5 separate regions of the Homo sapiens genome follow, and regions 2, 3, 4 and 5 are each linked to region 1. The links are chromatin contacts, found by Hi-C in ENCODE. All regions are on one chromosome and are shown on one strand. Each heading gives the region's core, a stretch centred on a gene start or an enhancer-like site at or near the end of the contact. The rest is flanking DNA. Distances are from core to core; before and after follow the strand shown. Region 1 holds the start of N4BP3 (NEDD4 binding protein 3). Region 2 holds the start of MGAT4B (alpha-1,3-mannosyl-glycoprotein 4-beta-N-acetylglucosaminyltransferase B). Region 3 holds the start of RNF44 (ring finger protein 44). Region 4 overlaps LOC128966623 (a long non-coding RNA gene). Region 5 holds the start of UIMC1 (ubiquitin interaction motif containing 1).

What was found. Hi-C counts contacts between places; a loop is a spot of excess contacts on that map. Pooled maps may share reads with other maps.
Region 2: a map of OCI-LY7 shows a loop between it and region 1 (7-fold over the local background). The contact joins the promoter of MGAT4B here to the promoter of N4BP3 in region 1. A Hi-C loop is called at or near these places in 2 of 168 maps with a recorded cell type or tissue (GM12878 and OCI-LY7), 23 of 37 single-sample maps with no recorded cell type and 10 of 50 pooled maps.
Region 3: a map of GM12878 shows a loop between it and region 1 (7-fold over the local background). The contact joins the promoter of RNF44 here to the promoter of N4BP3 in region 1. A Hi-C loop is called at or near these places in 2 of 168 maps with a recorded cell type or tissue (CD8-positive, alpha-beta T cell and GM12878), 3 of 37 single-sample maps with no recorded cell type and 8 of 50 pooled maps.
Region 4: a loop to region 1 is called in a pooled map, with 3 times the contacts of the local background. The contact joins the enhancer-like site here to the promoter of N4BP3 in region 1. A Hi-C loop is called at or near these places in 3 of 37 single-sample maps with no recorded cell type and 2 of 50 pooled maps.
Region 5: a loop to region 1 is called in a pooled map, with 3 times the contacts of the local background. The contact joins the promoter of UIMC1 here to the promoter of N4BP3 in region 1. A Hi-C loop is called at or near these places in 5 of 50 pooled maps.

Annotation. Positions count from the first base shown.
Region 1 is chr5:178,111,787-178,115,504 of GRCh38, forward strand. It overlaps N4BP3 (NEDD4 binding protein 3), which reads left to right and starts at 1,746. Exons shown (of 5, transcript NM_015111.2): 1 at 1,746-1,985. RefSeq lists silencers at 1,486-2,035, 2,116-2,435, 2,786-2,835, 3,446-3,555 and enhancers at 2,874-3,387, 2,916-2,975.
Region 2 is chr5:179,805,023-179,808,740 of GRCh38, forward strand. It overlaps MGAT4B (alpha-1,3-mannosyl-glycoprotein 4-beta-N-acetylglucosaminyltransferase B), which reads right to left and starts at 1,844. Exons shown (of 15, transcript NM_014275.5): 1 at 1,465-1,844. The coding sequence starts at 1,561. It also overlaps a transcript of SQSTM1 not described here. RefSeq lists silencers at 699-1,118, 1,129-1,258, 1,389-1,458, 1,689-2,248, 2,419-2,588 and an enhancer at 1,000-1,661.
Region 3 is chr5:176,535,694-176,539,411 of GRCh38, forward strand. It overlaps RNF44 (ring finger protein 44), which reads right to left and starts at 1,709. Exons shown (of 11, transcript NM_014901.5): 1 at 1,247-1,709. LOC124901143 (a long non-coding RNA gene) reads left to right here and starts at 2,236. Exons shown (of 2, transcript XR_007059071.1): 1 at 2,236-2,430; 2 at 3,365-3,604. RefSeq lists silencers at 1,203-1,392, 1,473-1,732 and enhancers at 1,843-2,282, 2,523-2,702.
Region 4 is chr5:179,529,083-179,532,800 of GRCh38, forward strand. The region is part of intron 4 of LOC128966623 (a long non-coding RNA gene); the gene reads left to right. Among named protein-coding and RNA genes, the nearest start is that of RUFY1, 20 kb to the right of the region's middle. RefSeq lists enhancers at 689-1,295, 1,296-1,901. Within about 2 kb of position 1,674, at least 13 of the 41 ENCODE cell types and tissues checked have a DNase peak (open chromatin) inside an H3K27ac peak, as active enhancers do.
Region 5 is chr5:177,004,807-177,008,524 of GRCh38, forward strand. UIMC1 (ubiquitin interaction motif containing 1) reads right to left here and starts at 1,973. Exons shown (of 15, transcript NM_001199298.2): 1 at 1,844-1,973. RefSeq lists silencers at 1,179-1,228, 1,599-1,988, 1,999-2,098.

The DNA of each region.
Region 1 (3,718 bases), core at 496-2,995:
GCTGGGATTACAGGCGTGAGCCGCCATGCCTGGCCAGAAGTTCTTCCTAGAGGTTCTATGCTGTCCTAGCAAGAATTGGTAAGAACAGCATAGAACACAAGGGGTTGCAAATTTGTGGGCCGTAGACCAAATCTGTTCCACAAGTGACAAGATGTTTTTTAATTGAGGTAAAATGTGCATACCATAAAATTAGCCGTTTTAAAGCAAACAATTCAATGACATTTGTATATTCATAACGTTGTGCAACCACCACCTCTGTCAGGCTCCAAAACATTTTCCTCATCCCAGAAGGAAACCCTATGCTTGTTAGGCAATCACTCTGCCTTTCTCTCTCCCCACAGCCTCTGGCTCTAATCTGCTTTCTGTTTGTCTGGATTTACTTATTATAAATGGCATCATTAACACATGTGGGCTTTGTGTCTGGTTTCTTTCACTTGCCATGTTTTGGAGGTTTATCCATGTTGTAGCAGGTATCATCAGTGTTTCATTCCTCTTTTTCTTTTCTTTTCTTTCTTTTTTTTTTTGAGACAGGCTTACGCCATCATCCAGGCTGGAGTGTAGTGGCACAATCTCCGTTCATTGCAACTCTGCCTCCTGGGTTCAAGCAATTCTCCTACCTTAGCCTCCCGAGTAGCTGGGATTACAGGCTCGCTCCACCATGCCTGGCTAATGTTTGGTGTTTTTGGTAGAGATAGAATTTCGCCATGTTGGCCAGGCTGGTCTCAAACTCCTGACCTCAAGTGAGCCGCCTGCCTCGGCCTCCCAAAATGCTAGGATTACAGGGGTGAGCCACCACATCAGGTCTTTTTTTTTTTAAGATAGAGATGGAGTTTTGTGAGTTGCCCAGGCTGTTCCTGAACTCCTGGCCTCCAAAAGTGCTGGGAGAGTTCAGACATGAGTCATCACATGGCGTTCATTTCTTTTTTATGGCTGAATAATATTCCACTGAATGGATCTACCATTGTTTGCTTACACCCTCATCAATTGTTAGTTTGGGCTGTTTCCACCTTTTGGCTCTTTGACTATTGTGACTAGTACTGCCAAGAACATTACTTGTTTGAGGACTATAATTGCCGGATCATATGGTAACTCTATGCTTAACTTTTGAATTAGAAACGGTGTTTTAATTTTTCGAATATGACTCCTTTACGTGTCTGTGTCTGTTTCCATGTCTTCCTACTGTCTTAGTAGGAAGCTCACGACTCATTTGCGTAATTTTTCTGGCCCCTGAAGGCACCTGATTTTGCTGCCCCTAGAATACTTTGGAGGCAAAAAGAAAATAACTCTGTGCCCAATTCAGCCAGAGTCGTGGGGTAAAATCTTTTCACTTCTCAAAGTACTACTGTGGTTCATCCCCAAAGGGGGGAAATCAGGTTTTCCGGAGAGGAGGCGGCTACAATTAGGGAGGTGAGGGACCTCACGCGCCTCTTCCTTAGAGGAGGCGGGCGAGGCGAACGGCGGAGGAGGAGAAGCGGGGGCGCTGTGCGCTCTCTGGGGCGTGGGCCGCGCTCGGGGCTGCCCACCCCTCGGGAACGAGCCGGGGCGCTCAAGGAGGCAGCGACGCGAGGCGCAGCCGGTCCAGGTTTCGCCCGCCACCGCCGTGCGGCGCCTCTGCGGGTCAGGGCCGGGGGCGCGGTCGGGGCCGGGCGGGGCCCAGGTTGGCTCGCGGGTAGGCGGCCCCGCCCCCCACATCCGGGGGCCGGGGCCGGGCTGTGGGCTTGCCGCGCGCCGGTGAGTCAGGCCGGGTTTTCCCTCCGCCTTTGGGGCAGGCGATCGAGCGCCGCGGAGCGCGTCCCTCCCTCGCCAATCCGGCTCCGGCGCCGGCGCCCGCCCGCGTTTTCCCGGCGCCTGCCGCTCCGCCGCTCCGACCCGGCACGCAGTCCCGGCCCGAGCCGACGCCTTGCAGGAGGGTTCAAATCCGCGCGGGGGAGCTGCGACGCGCAAGGGCTGCGGAGCCGCGGGCCGGCGAGCGCGTCGCCACCATGGTAAGTGGGGCGCGCGAGGGGCTGGGGACCCGGGCTGGACTCGGGGGGTGGGGAGGGGTGGGGCGGGTCGCCAAGGTCTTGTTTTCGGGCGTCCTTGGCAAAGCTGCTGTCCCGCTGGCCGAGGCTCCCGTCTGAGAGATGGGCGGGGGTGGCAAGGTGCGGCGTGCGCCCAGGTGTCCCCTGCTCCCGGTCACCGAGGCACCGGATCGGGGACCGACCCCGATGCTCCGCTGGAGGGGCAGGCGGCAGGCTACCTTGCTCTCCCCAACCCCTGCAAACGCGCTTTCCAGGGAGCAGCGCGCGGGACCCCTGCGCCACGGCTGGGTGGGGCAGGCGTCCTTGGCGCCGGCGTCTGACCTCGGCCTCCGCCCCCCGGCCCAGCCGCTCCCGGCAGGCCTCAGGGAGGGGCCAGGAGGAGACGCGCCTCCCACCCCGCCCCCCAGGTAGCTCCGGGACCTCCCGCAGCTTTGGGGAACCCTCGCCTTCACCCCTGCTTTCCTGACACAAATTCCGTGGGGATGCAACCTCGTTTGCCCCTCTGACTTCCCCATGAGATCTCTCGCTTCCTCCCACACCTCCTTTATCCCCCAACCCCCTGCCGGTCCACCAGGCTGCAGCTGCGGGTCTGCGGGTAGGGGACATTCCTAGGTCTTGACCGCCAGAGCACCCGGTCCAGTCCCGGCCACAGCCTTTGGCCCAAGTGAGGGCTGGCCTGGGGACAAGCCGAAATCAGGGCCCTGGCTGTATCCAGAAAGAGAACTGAGACCCGTTGCCTCCCACTGGGCCACCCCCCGACCCCAACCACATAGGAACAGATTGGGCCTGGCTGTCCTCGGGAGGGAGCGGACGCAGGAGGCCATCCTGGGCGCGGTTATCAGCCTCCTCCCAGGGCCCTCCCAGGCAGGGCTTCTCTACCGGCTGGCAGCGTGTGGTGTGCATGTGCCAGACTGTGAATGAATGCGGCCAGCCTGCCTCTGCCACCGCCTCTAGAGCTAGCATAGCGACTCGGAGTCCCCATGAGGCAGGTTTCCTCTATTTCTTCCTGACCTGGGGGGCAGCAGGAGGGATTCCAGGCCTGGTGGACCGCAGTCTAGGGCAGCCTGGTTGCAAGTGTCCTTGGGAGAAACAGGCATGGAGGGCTGGGCAGACATATATGCAATACATACACAGCAGTGTGTGCCCATGGAGGGGAACCCGTGACCCCTGGCTTAGGACAACCTGCTGAGGTAGAAAGGACCTTGCCCAGGGAGTTGAGATTGCTTCTCACTGTGGGATCTTGGATAACTCACCTCGCCTTCCGAGGCCTCAGTTTCCCGATCTGTAAAATGGCGTGAGGGTAATTACTGTCCTGTTTGCCCCCACGAGGCTATTGTGGAGATGAAATGAGATAATGAAATAGAAGGGCTGAGAAAAAACTGTAGACTGCGGTGCAGCCGTGAAGCACTATATGGTGATACTAAGCACCACTTCCGCAGGCTTTAGCCCCTGTCTCTGCCTCAAGTGTCTGTCACAGAGGGGATGGGGTGGGCCAGCCTCTCCCAGCCCCTCTCTGGGCCCCCCTTGCCTACTACCCCCCCCTTTTGGAGCTGGGACATTCCAGTCCCATTCCTTAGGGGCAGCTGCAGACACGCCCCTTAGCAGAGCTGATCCCCCAGCAGGTGGTGGGACCTTTCCCTGGGGCCAGGGCTCAGGAGGGGCTGACTGTAGCCAGGGCAGGCAGCACTCCTGCCCAT
Region 2 (3,718 bases), core at 594-3,093, 1.7 Mb after region 1:
AGGCCCTCAGAGAGCCAGCCTCCTGGATGCCCCCCAGACACAGTGGGTGCCATGGAGCCAGTGCCTCTCCCTCACTCTGCTGTCCTGGAGCCTGGCTCCCTGTGGTAAGCCAGGCTTGCAGAGGTGGCTCCTGACATCAATCCGCGGGCATGTGGCTGCTGCGGGAGGCACACACTGGCTCAGGACAAAGGGCAAGGGCTCACGGCTCTACCCACGACTCAAAGAGCATGCCCCAGCCCTTCAGATATGGCCCCACCTAGGCCTTCATGCCAGTGTGCTTTTATAGTCACCCTGCCAAGGACCCAGAATGTCCTTCCCCAGGTGACACACCCTACCTACAGAGAATTCTGCCCCAGCCATGCCTGCCCTTGATAATATACCCCGCCAGCACGGCCTCTGCCCAGCCATCCCTCCCGTGTCAGGCAGGCTCCCCGCAGAGTCCCTGGGTGATGCCTCTCTGGCCCTGGAGCCCCAAGGCCAGCCCAGGCCTCTGCTCTGGCAGAACAAGTGCGGCAGGCGGGCGTGCTGGCAGAGCTCGGCGTGGGTAGATGGAGCTCGGAGGGTCCGGAAGGGTCCAGGTTCCCTCGCCCTCCTCCGCAGCCTCTCTGGGATGGCGCTCCGGGACAGGGAAACAGGGAAGCAGGTGGCGGGGAGGCCGAGGGGCAGCTGGACTCAGCCCGCTTAGGCCTCCAGCAGGCAGGCAGGCAGGAGGCCACTCTCCCGGAACCTCCAGGCCGGGGGAAGAGCGCCTCCGAGGGCTCAGGCCCTACTCGGCCCCACCATCGCCAAGACCGGCCAGCGGGGCGGCGCGGGGGGATCGGCCCGCACCCTCCGCCTGCAAGAGCGCTGGGCGCACGCGGAGGGCGGGGGCCAGCCCGGGAAGCTCGGGGTGCGGAGGACGGGCTGGGGCCGCACGGGAGCGCAGGGCAGCAGGGGCCGGGCTGCCTCAGGACGCCTCCCTCCCTCCCTCCCTCCCTCCCACAGGCCGGATGCTGCCGACGCGTTCTGGGCGCCGAAGGGAGTCCCAGGACCGGGTGTCACGCCGGGGTCGCCCAGGCCGGCGCGGGGCAGCAGGCAGCAGGGTGGGGGGGTGCCCTCGCGCCTGTGTCCCTCACGCCGCCCCAGCTCCTGCCCAGGTGGCTGTGGCTGGCGTTCCGGGACCTCTGTGACCTTGGGTCTCTGCCCCTCTCCGAGAACCCCACGGGTCCCCAGCTCAGCGTCGGGACAGCTGCGCCCGCGGAGTCCGGTCCGGAGCACCCACGGGCGCGGCCCGGGCCCGAGGAGAACGCCGCGGCTCCAGCAGCAAACAAGTGGGGGAGGGTGGGAGGGGCGTCCTCGCGCCGCCCGGGCGGGGAAGGGGCGCCTGCGTCGGCTTCCGGCCGCCTTCCGCGGCCACCGCCGGGCCCGCTCCCGCCGCCGACGCCCAGGTGCGCCAGGTGCGGGCCGGGCGGGGGTCGCGCTCACCTTTCTGGCCGCTGAGTGCCGCGTACCAGGACAGCGAGAGGAAGGCGCACAGGCAGAAGAGCAGCAGCGTCAGGAAGGTGCCATTGCGGAGCCTCATCTCCTCGGGTGCGCGGCGGGCGCCCGCGGGGCCGAGGCTGCATGGCCCGGGGGACCGGGGCCGGGGCGCAGGGGTCGGAAGGCGGCGGCGGCGGCGGCAGGGGCCCCGGCCCCGGGTCGGGGAGGGGCGGGGGGCCCGGGGCCGGGCGGGGACCGGGCCAGGGAGCGCGCCGGCCGCCCCTCAGGGCGCAAGCTTTGTGCCCTGTACTCAGGGAAGAGGAACAGGCTCAGAAGGGCAGAGGCAGGTATCAGGCTCACTGCAGATATCAGGGGCGCGGGACACTGGCGGCCTCGCCTCCGCGGCAGGGCCGGGCCGGGCCGGGCTGGGCTGGGCTGGGCGGCGAGAGCCGCGGCCCGGCCTGGATCTGGGGCCTGGATCTGGGGCCGCCGCGGAGTCGACGGCGCAGGGCGGGGCGGCCCGGATTTAAAGGGGCCGCAGCACCGCCGTCGCCGGCGCCGCGAGGGGGTGGGGTGGGGGCCGGCGGCCGGGATCCCGATCGGCTCCCGCAGCCCCGCGTGGGCTCGTGCGAGTCGGCCTCAGGTAAGGCTGGAGTGGGAGTGCAGGTCGACCGCAGCCGGGGCGGGGGGCGGGCGGCGGGGGCGGCGCTCCGGGACCCCGGTACCCTTCTCAGCAACATCTCCTCCGCGCGCGGACCCCGACCCCATTCGCACGTTCTCGGGGCTCTTTCCCGGGCGTGAGGGGCTCTGGGTGGCGCGGGGGACTGGGCGGTTGAAGCCGGGAGCGACCGCTGCCTTCGCTGCCGCCCAGGGCGCTTCCCCGCTCAGGAGCTTCCTCTGGGCCTCTGGACGGAGGCGCGCAGGGGCCCGGGAGGCGGGAACGATGGGCCTTTCTAGGCGGTATCAGGGCCGATGCTCGTGGATGCAGAGCAGTGACCAGCCCAGAACCGTACCGGCTTCCCGGGGCAGGGGCGGCCCGAGAGCGCCGCTAACGGGAGCAACGGGCCCTGCCCCCGGTGGTGTAGGGGCCACCTCGCCCCGCCCAGCCCAGCCCGATATTGATGGGGGCCCACGCCTTCATTGTTTTTTTGTTGTTGTTGTTTTTTGTTGTTTTTTGTTTGTTTGTTTTTGAGACGGAGTCTCGCTCTGTTGCCCAGGCTGCAGTGCAGTGGCGCAATCTCGGCTCACTGCACCCTCCGCCTCCCGGGTTCAAGCGATTCCCCTGCCCCAGCCTCCCGAGTAGCTGGGACTACAGGCGGCCGCCACCACACCTGGCTAATTTTTGTATTTTTAGTAGACACGAGGTTTCACCGTATTGGCCAGGCTGGTCTCGAACTCCTGACCTTGTGATCCGCCCGCCTCGGCCTCACAAAGTGCTGGGATTACAGGCGTGAGCCACCACGCACGGCCCATTTGCGTTCTAATTTCAGGCGTTCCTCAATCCTCTGTGGAACCAGGAAGGGCGCAAATTATAAAGGGACTGGCCCAGCGCCGCCTCTGGGCAGGCTTTGGGCAGCGCCTGGCCCGCTGCCGGCTTGGACCTCCCAGACCTAGGGGCCCGGTTCCTGGTGGAGGCTGCAGGGACCTCTGCCCCACCCGCCCGGGGGAGGCCCGAGGGGCTGGACTCAGACTGAGATTGAATGCGGCTTTGTCTTCCTAGTTCAGCCCCGGCCCACACCTGGGGCTGAGTGGAATCGGGAGCTTCGAGGGGTCTGGACAGAGAGATTGATGCCAAGAAGGGGGTGGCCGAGCCAGAGGTTGAAGTGGGCTGGATCCTGAGGCCCCCTGTTAAAGGAGAGGGCTCCCCACTCAGTGCTCCTGGAACTTTCCGAACTAGAGACTGGGACTTATAGGAGCCTTCTAGAGGAAACTGTCGTGTTTTCACAGGTGTCTTCTATTTGTGGCAAAGGATAATGGCTTTTCACTTAGGTTGTGACATAAAGGGCCTTAGAAATTGTTAATGAGTTACTTAATGTTAAAACTTAGTCACCCAGAGGCCGGGCGCGGTGGCTCATGCCTGTAATCCCAGCACTTTGTGAGGCCGAGGCAGGCGAATCACGAGGTCAGGAGATCGAGACCATCCTGGCTAACACGGTGAAACCCCGTCTCTACTAAAAAATACAAAAAATTAGCCGGGTGTGGTGGCTCATGCCTGTAATCCCAGCACTCTGAGAGGCTAAGGCAGGAGGATCATTTGAGC
Region 3 (3,718 bases), core at 459-2,958, 1.6 Mb before region 1:
TCTTTCAGGCACCCATCTTTAGCTCTGTAGTACAGAGAAGCAAGCAAGGCCCAGAGTTGGAGCTAGCAACTTGCTCAAGGTCAAATAGCAAGGGTGGCCAGGTGGCCTCCCCTAACAACTGCTCTGCCCGTCCACATCTCCATGCTGTCCTATCACGGAGCTCTGTGTGAACGGGTCTTGAGAGTCCCGTCGCTGAGCCCCGTCCGCCCCAGGCACGCAATGCATTTTGCAGTTAACATAACCCCCCACACCCACCCATGAGAGCCGGCCAACCCCTTAAGTCCAGTGCCCCAAGCACCTACCCTGACCTTGGTCTAAGAGCCCCAGGGATCTGTTTGCAGGAAGAGACACTCCCTTTTGCAGATAAAAACAAAGTCAGACCCTGGGGGCATGAGCAGACTCAGCCAGGAAGAGAAGCCCCCCTTCCTACTTCCCCACACCCCACCCGAAACAAGCAGGCTCTGCCCAGCGCAAGCAGAGCTTCCCAACGTGTGGTGCCTGGAGGCCGCTGAGGGCCGGACCACCAGACTAGGAGAGAAGACTCCCTAGTGACCTTGGTCAAGGAAATCCCTTTGCTTCTGAGCGCCTCAGTTGGCACAGCTATAAAATGGGGGTGGAAATCTTTCCTTCCCACAGCGCCCAAATAAAACCAGAAGAGTCCAGAAGAAACCAGGTGGTCACACTAGTGGGGGAGGAAACCAGGGTCCTGGGGAAGGGGGGGCTCCCCAACGCGGGCCAAGTGCACGCTGTGGGGCTCTGGGAAGCTTACCCAGCCACCCCTCCCCAGGCATAGTGCTGGGGGGCCGAGGCGCGGACACAGCCCCGAGAGGGGCCTCCCTCGTCCGCTTCCTACTCTTTTGCGCCGCTCTCGGAGGGACACCGGGGGCGGGAGGCGAGACTGCAGCGCAGGGGCCAGAACGCTGCGACTTTAAGAGCCGAGGATCCCGGACCATGTGCTCGGCGTGAGACAAAAGCAACAACAAAGGAAGTGGCGGCCGCAGGGGGAGGGGGGCGGCTCCTTCCTCTCCAACCGCAGCGCTCAGCTGCAGGAGAGGGGAGATACGGCCCGGCCACGGGGGGCCTTGGGGGGGGTTCCTGATCCCTGGGGTCTCGCTGCCCGCAGTCTGGACCGCCCGTGATTAACCCCTACGGAGCCACCTAGATCACGGCCCCCATTCCCAGGGGAGGGGAACAGAAGGTCCATGGGTGGGGGAATAGGAAGTTGGGGGCCCTGGCACCGACTCACCTTTGGCCGCCCGGCCACACGTTGACTCCTTTGTTCCCGATCTAGGACGGCCAAACTGGGCAGGGGGCGGGGGAGGGGGGGGGTGCCTGTCTGGATCCTTTAAGAGCTCCCGCCCTGCGGAACAATGTGCTCCCCTCCCCACCCCCGGGTCCGGGGGCAGCCCGGCTCCTTCCGGGGCCTCTCTCTTTGTTGTCCGCCCGACGGCGTCTGCCTCGCGAGGCCCACGCGCGATCAGTCTCTCTCGGCCCAGGCCCTCAGGGAGCGGGAGGCGGCGCAGGACGCAGCTGGGTCTGCGCGGCAGCCGGCGGCTGGCCCTTTAAGAACTGTCCGCGGCGGCAGCGGAATGTAACAAACCCCACATTTGATTCACAACATTCGAAGCGGCGGGGTCGCGCGCCAGACGGGAGGGGGCTCGCGGGGGCGCGCCGGGAGGCTCCGGCAAACAGTAGCCCGCTGCAAGCCCGCAGGGGCCCCGCCCCGCGCCGGGAGCTCCGCCCTGAGAGCCAATCACTCGCCGCGACCACGCACGTGACTAGTGGGCCACCATCTTGAATTTTTTTAACCTCCTCCTCGCCCCCACCTTCGCACTTAAAGGGACCGCAGCCATAGTCAAAAGCAAGGGGCGGGGCCGCATATCCTGACATAAAGATGGGGAGACCCCAGGGTGGGCAAAACCGATCGGCTGCAACTCGAACTTGCTATGCAAACTCGCTAACTACTCGCGCCTCTGAGGCTCAGTTTCCCTGCCGAAGAAATGGGTCCCGCCAGGAGAACCGGCAGTACGGACTTACTGTGTCATGGTCCCCTCCTCGGGGACAGGGTGCCGCCTGAGATACTGAAGTGCAATGGGTCTGACCTCTGACGGGGCGAGAGCGGCCCAAGTGGTTATGCTGGCTCTAACAACCCTGGGCCGGCCACCTTCCCGGAGATGACGTCACCCCCAAGAGCTGCAGCACCGCGCTGACATCATGGCCCGGCCGCCCCACTTCTCCTTGTTTATACTACACGGCGTCTTTAAAAAGCTGGTACGGCCCAGATTGCCCAACAGACCAATGGCGGACCACCCATGCAAACGAGCTAACGTCTGCCGGGCAAGGAGATTGGCCCTGCTCGCGCTGACGTCACAGAGACATTTAACCGCCACGCCCCCAGCGTGGCGGTGGAGGAAGAGAGGCGGGGAACAGGTTGTAGTTTAAAGCAAAAGTGCAGGCGCTGGGCGCTCTAGCTGCTAGGCTGGGCTTGAGAGTTTGGTGTCCCCGCGGAGACCTCCCTAGCCAGGGAAACTGGGAACTAAGCCCAGTGAAGCGTCTATACTTTAGTTTTCTATTCCTCTCAGCAGCTATGAGACGGAGGGATTACTATAGCCAGTTCATTTTACAGATGGGGAAAGTGAGGGCCTTCCCTTACTCCAGATCACACAACTAGAAGTGTGGCGGAGCAGGAGTGTGAACCTAATCCAAAGCCGAGCCTCGTTCTCCTTTGCCTCGAAGCCCACCCACCCGGGCAAAATTTATACAAAATGGGGTATTACCTCCACCACAATTATATAAGCAGAAAATCAGTAATTTGCTAAATATCCAAGAGCTGGAACAGGTCGAATAATGAATATTGGGTGCATGCATATAATCAATAACGACTCTTGGGCAGTTACCACAAAGAGGCAGCTGGAGGCGACACGGGGCTATCTCCAAGACAGCCATAAACAAGGCGCCAATGCAAAATGTTAACATCTGTTAACCTGTGTGGTGGGCCATGGGGCAGGGGGATGGGGGGCTCATTTTCTATGCTGCTTTGGTATATTTCGTAATCCTAAATTTTATATAAAAATTGAAACCAAGATGCTGAACAGTTCTAACAGTATGTATCAGGTTTCTTTAATTGGACATATGCCACATCTGCATATATTTCTGGAAGGGTATACAGGAAACTGATTAACAATTGTCCTTAGGGAGAACTGGAAGGGAGAAGTTGGGTCAGTAGGATAGACTATTGTATATATTGCACATTAGCTCTTTTTTAAAAACCCTATGCATTATAACCCACTGAAATTTTTAAAGAAAGCTATTATAAAGACTATGTCTTAAGTCTTTTAAGCCAGAAAACCTTTTGTTCCCTTAGAATCAGAAACCCCCTTTCAGCTTGGGGAACAGACATGTTTATGGCAATGTTTAGACCAGCAATGATCGTATCACTGTGCAACACAATGACTGAAGATGGAACTGAGCCGGCTGTCGGCAGATCTCTAAGCAACACAAGAGCAAGGTCATGATGCAGTGCTATCGATGCTCCCTGGAACGCCAAACTCTATCCATCACAGTTAAAAATTACATGTGCATGAGAATAAGTGTGGCTATACAAGGTTATGTCTTTACCCAGTTCCTTATCATCAACTGTTCCTTTACCTCCAATGTCTCCTTCAACCTTTTGTTTTCCCCACCACATAAAAGCAATTTGAAAACCCTCCCCATGGCC
Region 4 (3,718 bases), core at 424-2,923, 1.4 Mb after region 1:
GCCAAGTTTTCTCTCCCAGAACAGCCTGCCTGGGCGCGGGCCACCATGCCCGGCTAATTTTTGTATTTTTAGTAGAGACAGGGTTTCACCATGCTGGCCAGCCTGGTCTCGAACTCCTGACCTCGCGATCCGCCAGCCTCGGCCTCCCAAAGTGCTGGGATTACAGGCGTGAGCCATTGTGCCGGGCCACTTTTCTTTCTTTCTTTTTTCTCTTTTTTTTTTTTTTTTGAGACAGAGTCTCGCTCTGTCGCCCAGGCTGGAGTGCAGTGGTGCCATCTCGGCTCACTGCAAGCTCCGCTTCTCAGGTTCACGCCATTCTCCTGCCTCAGCCTCCCGAGTAGCTGGGACTACAGGCGCCCGCCACCACACCCGGCTAATTTTTTGTATTTTTACTAGAGACGGGGTTTCGCCATGTTAGCCAGGATGGTCTCCATCTCCTGACCTCGTGATCCACCTGCCTGAGCCTCCCCAAAGTGCTGGGATTACAGGCGTGAGCCACCGCGCCCGGCCTCTTTTTTAAAGAAGGTTTTATTTTTGCAATAACATTACTAGCGCTATTGACAAGTATCAAATGCACACTGTATAACTACAGCAAACCCATCCACAACGTATTCGACTGTTCAGAGCCCTGAATGACATCTTGATAAAGAGCCAAAAGTTGTTTCCATAAAGATCTTCAAGGTGTTTGAGCACATCTTGTCAGACGCCCGTAAAGGAAGCTGACTCTCACTGGGTTCCAGGAATTACGTGGTTACGTCCATAACAGCCCATCTGACAAGTGGCAAATACCCGTGGAAAACCAATTAACTGTGCTCCTCGGTTTACCCTGGAGGATGGTGGCGGATGACGCGACTAAGTTTGCTTTGAGCCTGCTTCAAGTTCCAACTTCCTTGGAGTTAGTCGCATTTACAATTTAAAACATGCAAAAATCCACGCTTGTGTATGAAATTCGTGTTTCTTCAGAACATGAGGCTAAGACAACGTGGATATTATGGGATGATGGGCCGTTCACAGAGAAATCCCCGTCCCGGGCACACTCAGGCCTGGCGCCTGGCCTGCGGCTCACCTGGTGGGAGGAAAGGTTTCTCTGGGTGGTCCAAGGCGGCACAGGTGACCCAGGGCGAGGAGCCTCTGGGGGGCTCAGCGAACCCAGCGTCCACTCAAGCTCGTCCTGCCCCTGGCAATCCACGCGGTGCCGGGTGGATGCGTGGGAGCCACATCAAAGTCCCCCCACAAGTGCCTGGGGCTCCCCGCTGATTTCGAGGTCTACAGAATGGGTTTCTTGCAACTCACATCCTTCAGCTGGAGGACCCCAGAAAGGCAGAGCTCCCGTCCAGAGTGTGCTGGTCCCGGACGCAGACCTGCTCCCAAATGCCCTGGGGTCGGGCGTAAGGCCTGGGGATCGCCGGAGCCTGGTTTCCTCACTGCGGTGCTCACTGCCGCCGCCTCTTCCCCGGACGCCCGGTCTGTCTGAGGTCGCCGGGTCTGTGGACGCGGATCCGAATCGGAGCTTCCGAGGGTGATCTGAGATCCAAAGTCAGGAGTCTTCTGCATCCTGCCCTTTGTCAGCGCTGGTCCTCATTTCACCTGCCCAGGGCCTTCAGGAGGGGCGACACTCTCCGGCTGCGGGCGGCCCAGCGCTCGCCCCCCTCGGCCCCACGTACTCTTCCTGCCTCGCCCCCATCGCCCTCCTCCGGCTTCCCGCGCCTCCCGGGGCTCTGCGCTTGCGTCCAGGGCGCCCTCTCCGGGGACAATGGGCGGGTGCTTCGCAGGCTGCAGTCAGGGCCGACTTCACCCGGCGAGGACAGGGCGAGGCGCTGGGCCCAGAGGTATGTTTGAAACGATTCGCGTATGTGAATCTACTTTTTGAATTGTAAATTTTATGAAACCTAAATACAAATCATGTACTTCTTATGAAAATTTCGTGTCTGAATTAAGAAGTGCTATCAATATAAAAGAACAGATTTCGAAAACTTAGTACAAAAATAGAAGGTGAAATATTTCATTCATGTTTATGTTGATAACATGTTCAAATGACACTACTTTGGACGTATTGAATTAAATATATTATTAAAACTCATTGCACATATTTCTTTTTACTTTTCTAAGTGGCTACTACAAACATTAAGTCACATGTGTTCTTGCATTATATTTCTACTGGACAGTGTGCTGTACAAGAAAATAGAAAAAGTATAAAAATTATCCAGTTCATTTTATGAAACTAGAATTTTTAATTCTCAAATCAGATAAGGTTAACATAAAAATAAAATTATAAAACCATTTTTTACTTATGATCACTGATATAAAACAAAATATAGCTAACAGAATCAAATAGTATATATATAAATTTATCATATTGTATTTAAGATCTTTATTTTTCTAACATTCTTGGTCCTATGAAAACATTTCAGTATACAACATCAGAGAAAAACCATCATAATCTATATGCCAGTCATCACAATCGACATGGTATAATTTTTAAAAATAAACTATCTTGCCCTGTAGATGTATATATACAGCAGTCCCTCTGTATCCACAGGGGATTCGTTCCAGGACCCTCCCCCCAAAATCCACAATGCTCAAGTCCCTTATATAAAGTAGCATTGTACTGTCAGTCCCCAATTTATGATGGCTTCAATTGGGATTTGACTTGCCAATGGTGCAAAAGCAATGGGCATTCAGAACGCTTCTCATCTTACAATAGGGTTACATCTGGATAAACCCATTGTAAATTCAACTCGCCATATGGTCAATCTATACGATGGATGTATTTGGTTGTAACCCCATCATAAGTCAAGGAGCATCTGTATTTGCGTATAACCTATAACCTATGCACATCCTCTGTCCCAGGTTAATTATTTAGAGGTATAATTTAAATCACCTCTAAATTTTATTTTATTTTATTTTATTTTTGAGATGGAGTCTTGCTCTGTCGCCCAGGCTGGAGTGCAGTGGTGTGATCTCGGCTCACTGCAAGCTCTGCCTCCCGGCTTCACGCCATTCTCCTGCCTCAGCCTCCCGAGTAGCTGGGACTACAGGCGCCTGTAACCACACCCAGCTAATTTTTTGTATTTTTAGTGGAGACGGGGTTTCACTGTGTTAGCCAGGATGGTCTCGATCTCCTGACCTCGTGATCTGCCCGTCTCGGCCTCCCGAAGTGCTGGGGTTACAGGCGTGAACCACCATGCCCGGCCCAATCACCTCTAAATTATTTACACTACTAGTTAATACAATGTAAATGCTATGTAAATAGCTGTTGGGGCCAAGCATGGTGGCTCACTCCTGTAATCCCAACACTTTGGGAGGCTGAGGCAGGAGGATTACTTGAGCCCAGGAGTTCGAGACCAGCCTGTGGTCCCAGCTACTCAGGAGGCTGAAGTGGGAGGCTCACTTGAGCTCAGGAAGTTGTGGCTGCAGTGAGCTGTGATGGTACCACTGCACTCAAGCCTAGGCAACAAAGCAAGACTGTCTCAAAAAAAAAGTTGTTGTATTGATTTTTTTATTTATATTATTTTTTCTTGTTTTTTTTTTATTGCTTTTGTTTTTCAAATACTTTTGATCCACGGTTGATTGAAACCACAGATGTAAAACCCCAGGATACGAGGGGCCAACTGCATATAAAATCAAGTAAAACTTAGCTTAGGAATATAAGAATTTTTCTTTTTTATAGTATGTGTGTATATATATGTATATATGTGTGTCTATATAGGTATACATG
Region 5 (3,718 bases), core at 723-3,222, 1.1 Mb before region 1:
ACCAAACTTGTCAAAATTGCTTTGAAAGCTTGGGGGCACAGGGACCTTAAGAACAATCCTTTATAAATGATTGACTTTTACCCCTAAATAGGTACCTAGCACTTTCTTTATTTGGAGACAAGGTCTTGCTCTGTCACCCAGGCTGGAGTGCAGTAGGGCAATCAGCCTCGACCTGGTCCAAAGGTCAAGCAATCCTCCTACCTCAGTTTCCCGAGAAGCTGGGAACCACAGGCACGCGCCACCACGCCCAGCTAATTTTTTTTTTTTAATTTTGAGGGTTTTAAGAGACAGGGTCTCACTCTCTTGCCCATGCTGAAGGGCAGTGGCACGATCATAGCTCACCTGCAGCCTCCACTTCCTGGGCTCACGGGATCCTCCTGCCTCAGCCACCTGAGTAGCTGAGACTATAGGCAGGCGCCACCACACTCTAATAATTTTTTTTATTTTTTGTAGAGACAGGGTCTCCTATGTTGCCCAGGCGGGTCTTGATACTCCTGGACTCAAGTGATTTTTCTGCCTCGGCCTCTCAAAGTGCTGGGAGTATAGGAGTGAGCCACCAGGCCCGTCGACCAAGCGCTCTAATAACTAAATACAATGAACTTATTTCCGTAATTTTTGTAAAAAGGTAAATGCATACCTACACACGCATACATCCCTGATACTTCATTTTCCATTTTTTCAGTTTATATTCAGCCTCAGTTTAGGACAAGTGTGTAACAATACAATCCAAACACTTTAGTATCTAGTATCACAACAACTCTGCGTCGTAGGTATTCATATCACGATGTTCCACATGAGGAAACTTAACGCAAACAGCGGATAAGCTGGTAAAGGGCTGAGAGTTGAAGCTGAATGTATCTGATTCCAAAAACACACTTTCATTCGACTACAAGGCACTGCCTCCCTTGACAGGAAAACAATAAAGACAGAAGCATAAACTTTTCACTTTTTCCGGGTGTCATTTCTATATCTCGGTGCGATGTAGTGATTAAATGAAAGAACACTGGAGTCCAGCTGCTGGGATTCAAATCCAGCTCCACTACTGCCCGGGACTCGCGCCCCGTTAACTGAGCGGCAGGGCACCAGCCCGCCGGCTGTGGCGCTCGAGAAGCCTGCGGCGCTGCCTAAGCACCTGGAAACGCGCCGGCCCTGCGGGGGCGAAATCGTCTAGGACGATAGGGATCTCCAAGGAGTGCGCTGGGGGTTATTTTCGGGGCAAATAATTAGAGAAAACGAGGATCACACAACAAAACAGCAACCCGGCACGGGAAGGAGCGCGGGCCTGGCGCCCCGAGGCGTGAGGCGGCGCGGACCACGGCTGAGGGAGCTCGGCGCTCGCCCGACGCCCGGGAGGATGCAGGCCGCCCCCCAGGTGTGAAAGGGACCCGCCCGGCAACCGAAGGTGCAAAGCCCAACCTGGCGTTCCGAGGGGCCCTGCGTGGCGTCAGGGGAGACCCAACCCGCGTCCCGAACCCACCTCAACCTTGGGAAGGACCCAGCCCCGGCATCTGGAGAAGCCCAACCCGGCACCAGTAATGGCCGGTCCCGGCGTCCGGAATCCGCCCCGGAATCGGGAGGGTCCCAGCCCCGCATCCCGAGCCCACTTCGGCGTCCGGAGGGACCCACCCCCGACTTCGGCAAGGCCAGCCCCGGCGTCCGGAGCCCACCCCCGCGTCGCGAGAGACACACCCCGGCATCAGGAAGGGCCGCCCCGGCGTCGGGAGAGGCCTACCTTGGCGTCGGGAAGCGCCCCTCCCGGAGAGTAGCGGGCCGCGGACCCGCTGAGGAAGAAAAGGAGGCAGGGAGGGGTGGGCGGAGCTGTGCGCAGGCGGCGGGTACTCACTCGCTGGCGCAGGCCGCTCTGTAGACCTTCTCCGGGTTGCCGGGGGTCGCGAGCCGCCACACGTTGGGAGCGCGGGGGGAGGGGGAGGGGCGCGCGCGTCCGATGCCAGAGACACGCTCTCGGGGCGGGCGCAGGCGCAGCGCGCGGAGACTTAACCAACCCCCGCCGCGGGGGAGCCATCCGGGACGTACCAACTGCGCGGGAGGCGCTGACCGCCCGTGAGCCGGCTCGCACCTTGCGCGGTCTCAGTTGCTTGCGCTTTGGGGGAAAGCAAGGAGTAACAACAGACTCAGAGATAGCTGTGGGGCAAAATGTATAGAACGGCCACTTTTGAGGACAATTCCGTGTGATGAAATTTAAAATGTCCATTTTATGACCCAGCAATTTCACGTCTAGAAAAATACGGAAATGCCGGGTGCGATGGCTCACGCCTGTAATCCCAGCGCTTTGGGAGGCAGAGGCGGGCGGATTACCTGAGGTCGGGAGTTCGAGACCAGCCTGGTCAACATAGAGAAACCCCTTCTGTACTAAAATACAAAAATTAGCCAGGCGTGGTGGCGCGTGCGTGTAATAACAGCTACTCAGGAGCCTGAGGCAGGAGAATCGCTTGAATCCGGGAGGCGGAGGATGCAGTGAGCCCAGGTCACTGCCACTGCACTCCAGCCTGGGCAACAGAGCGAGACTCCGTCTCAAAAAAAAAAAAAAAAAAAAAGGGAAAGAAAGAAAAGAAAAATACAGACACTCCTACAGGTGTGCACAAGACATGTTCAAGGAGGCCAGCTTCCTGGCGGAAAATGTGAACAGCAGAAATGTCCAATAAGTCTCGCATAAATAAAACACCAAATGTCCCTACAGTGATATACTACAACAAATAAAACAAAGGAATCCTATATGTGTCAACATTTGCTAGGTCACAACTACTTAAGTTATTGAAATAGCGACATGCCAACAAATATGTACACTGTGAAATGATTTATATAAATTTAAAAATAGGTAAATTAGAACAGTATATACTGTTTACAGAAAATCTATGTGTGTAAAAGTATATAAGATGAACTAGATGGATACCATGGTAATGGTAAAGGGGTGAAAGAAGGAGTAGCGGAAAATGTGGGGAGAAGCAAACAGGACTTCAGATAGATCTGTCATGATTTCTATTAAAAAGAAAGACCTGGCCAGGCGTGGTGGATCACGCCTGTAATCCCAGCACTTTGGGGGGCCAAGGTAGGCAGATCACTTGAGGTCAGGAGTTAGAGACTAGCCTGACCAACATGGTGAAACCCCATCTCCACTAAAAATACAAAAATTAGCTTGGCGTGGTGGTACATGCCAGTAATCCCAGCTATTCGGGAGGCTGAGGCAGGAAAATCGCTTGAACCTGGGAGGCAGAGGTTGCAGTGAGCCGAGATCACACCACTGCACTCCAGCCTGGGTGACAGAGTGAGACTCTGTCTCAAAAAAAAAAAAAAGAGAGAGAGAGACCTAAAAATAAACGTAAGAAAATGTTAACAGTAGGGTAATCGAACGTGGAACTACAGGCACATTATTCTTAATACTTTTCTGTAACATTTACATTCTGGAATGCCTTTGCCCTATCTCCCCCATGCCACCTACCTCCAACTGATCCTCCAAAACCCACCTGAACCATTTCTTCCACTGCTTCCTTGAACCTCAGTTCATTTCTCCTGCATCCTTCCTCAGCTGCTGGGACATTCGATCTCCCACAGTATACTACAATTCTTTGCTCTATGAGTCTATATCTCTTCTATAAGACTTGTGAGCTCTATGAAGACATGATCCATGTAATCCTCACAAGTAGCAATGGGCCTGTCCTAAAGCAAACACTCAAAAAATGTTGATTGAATTGAATTGAGG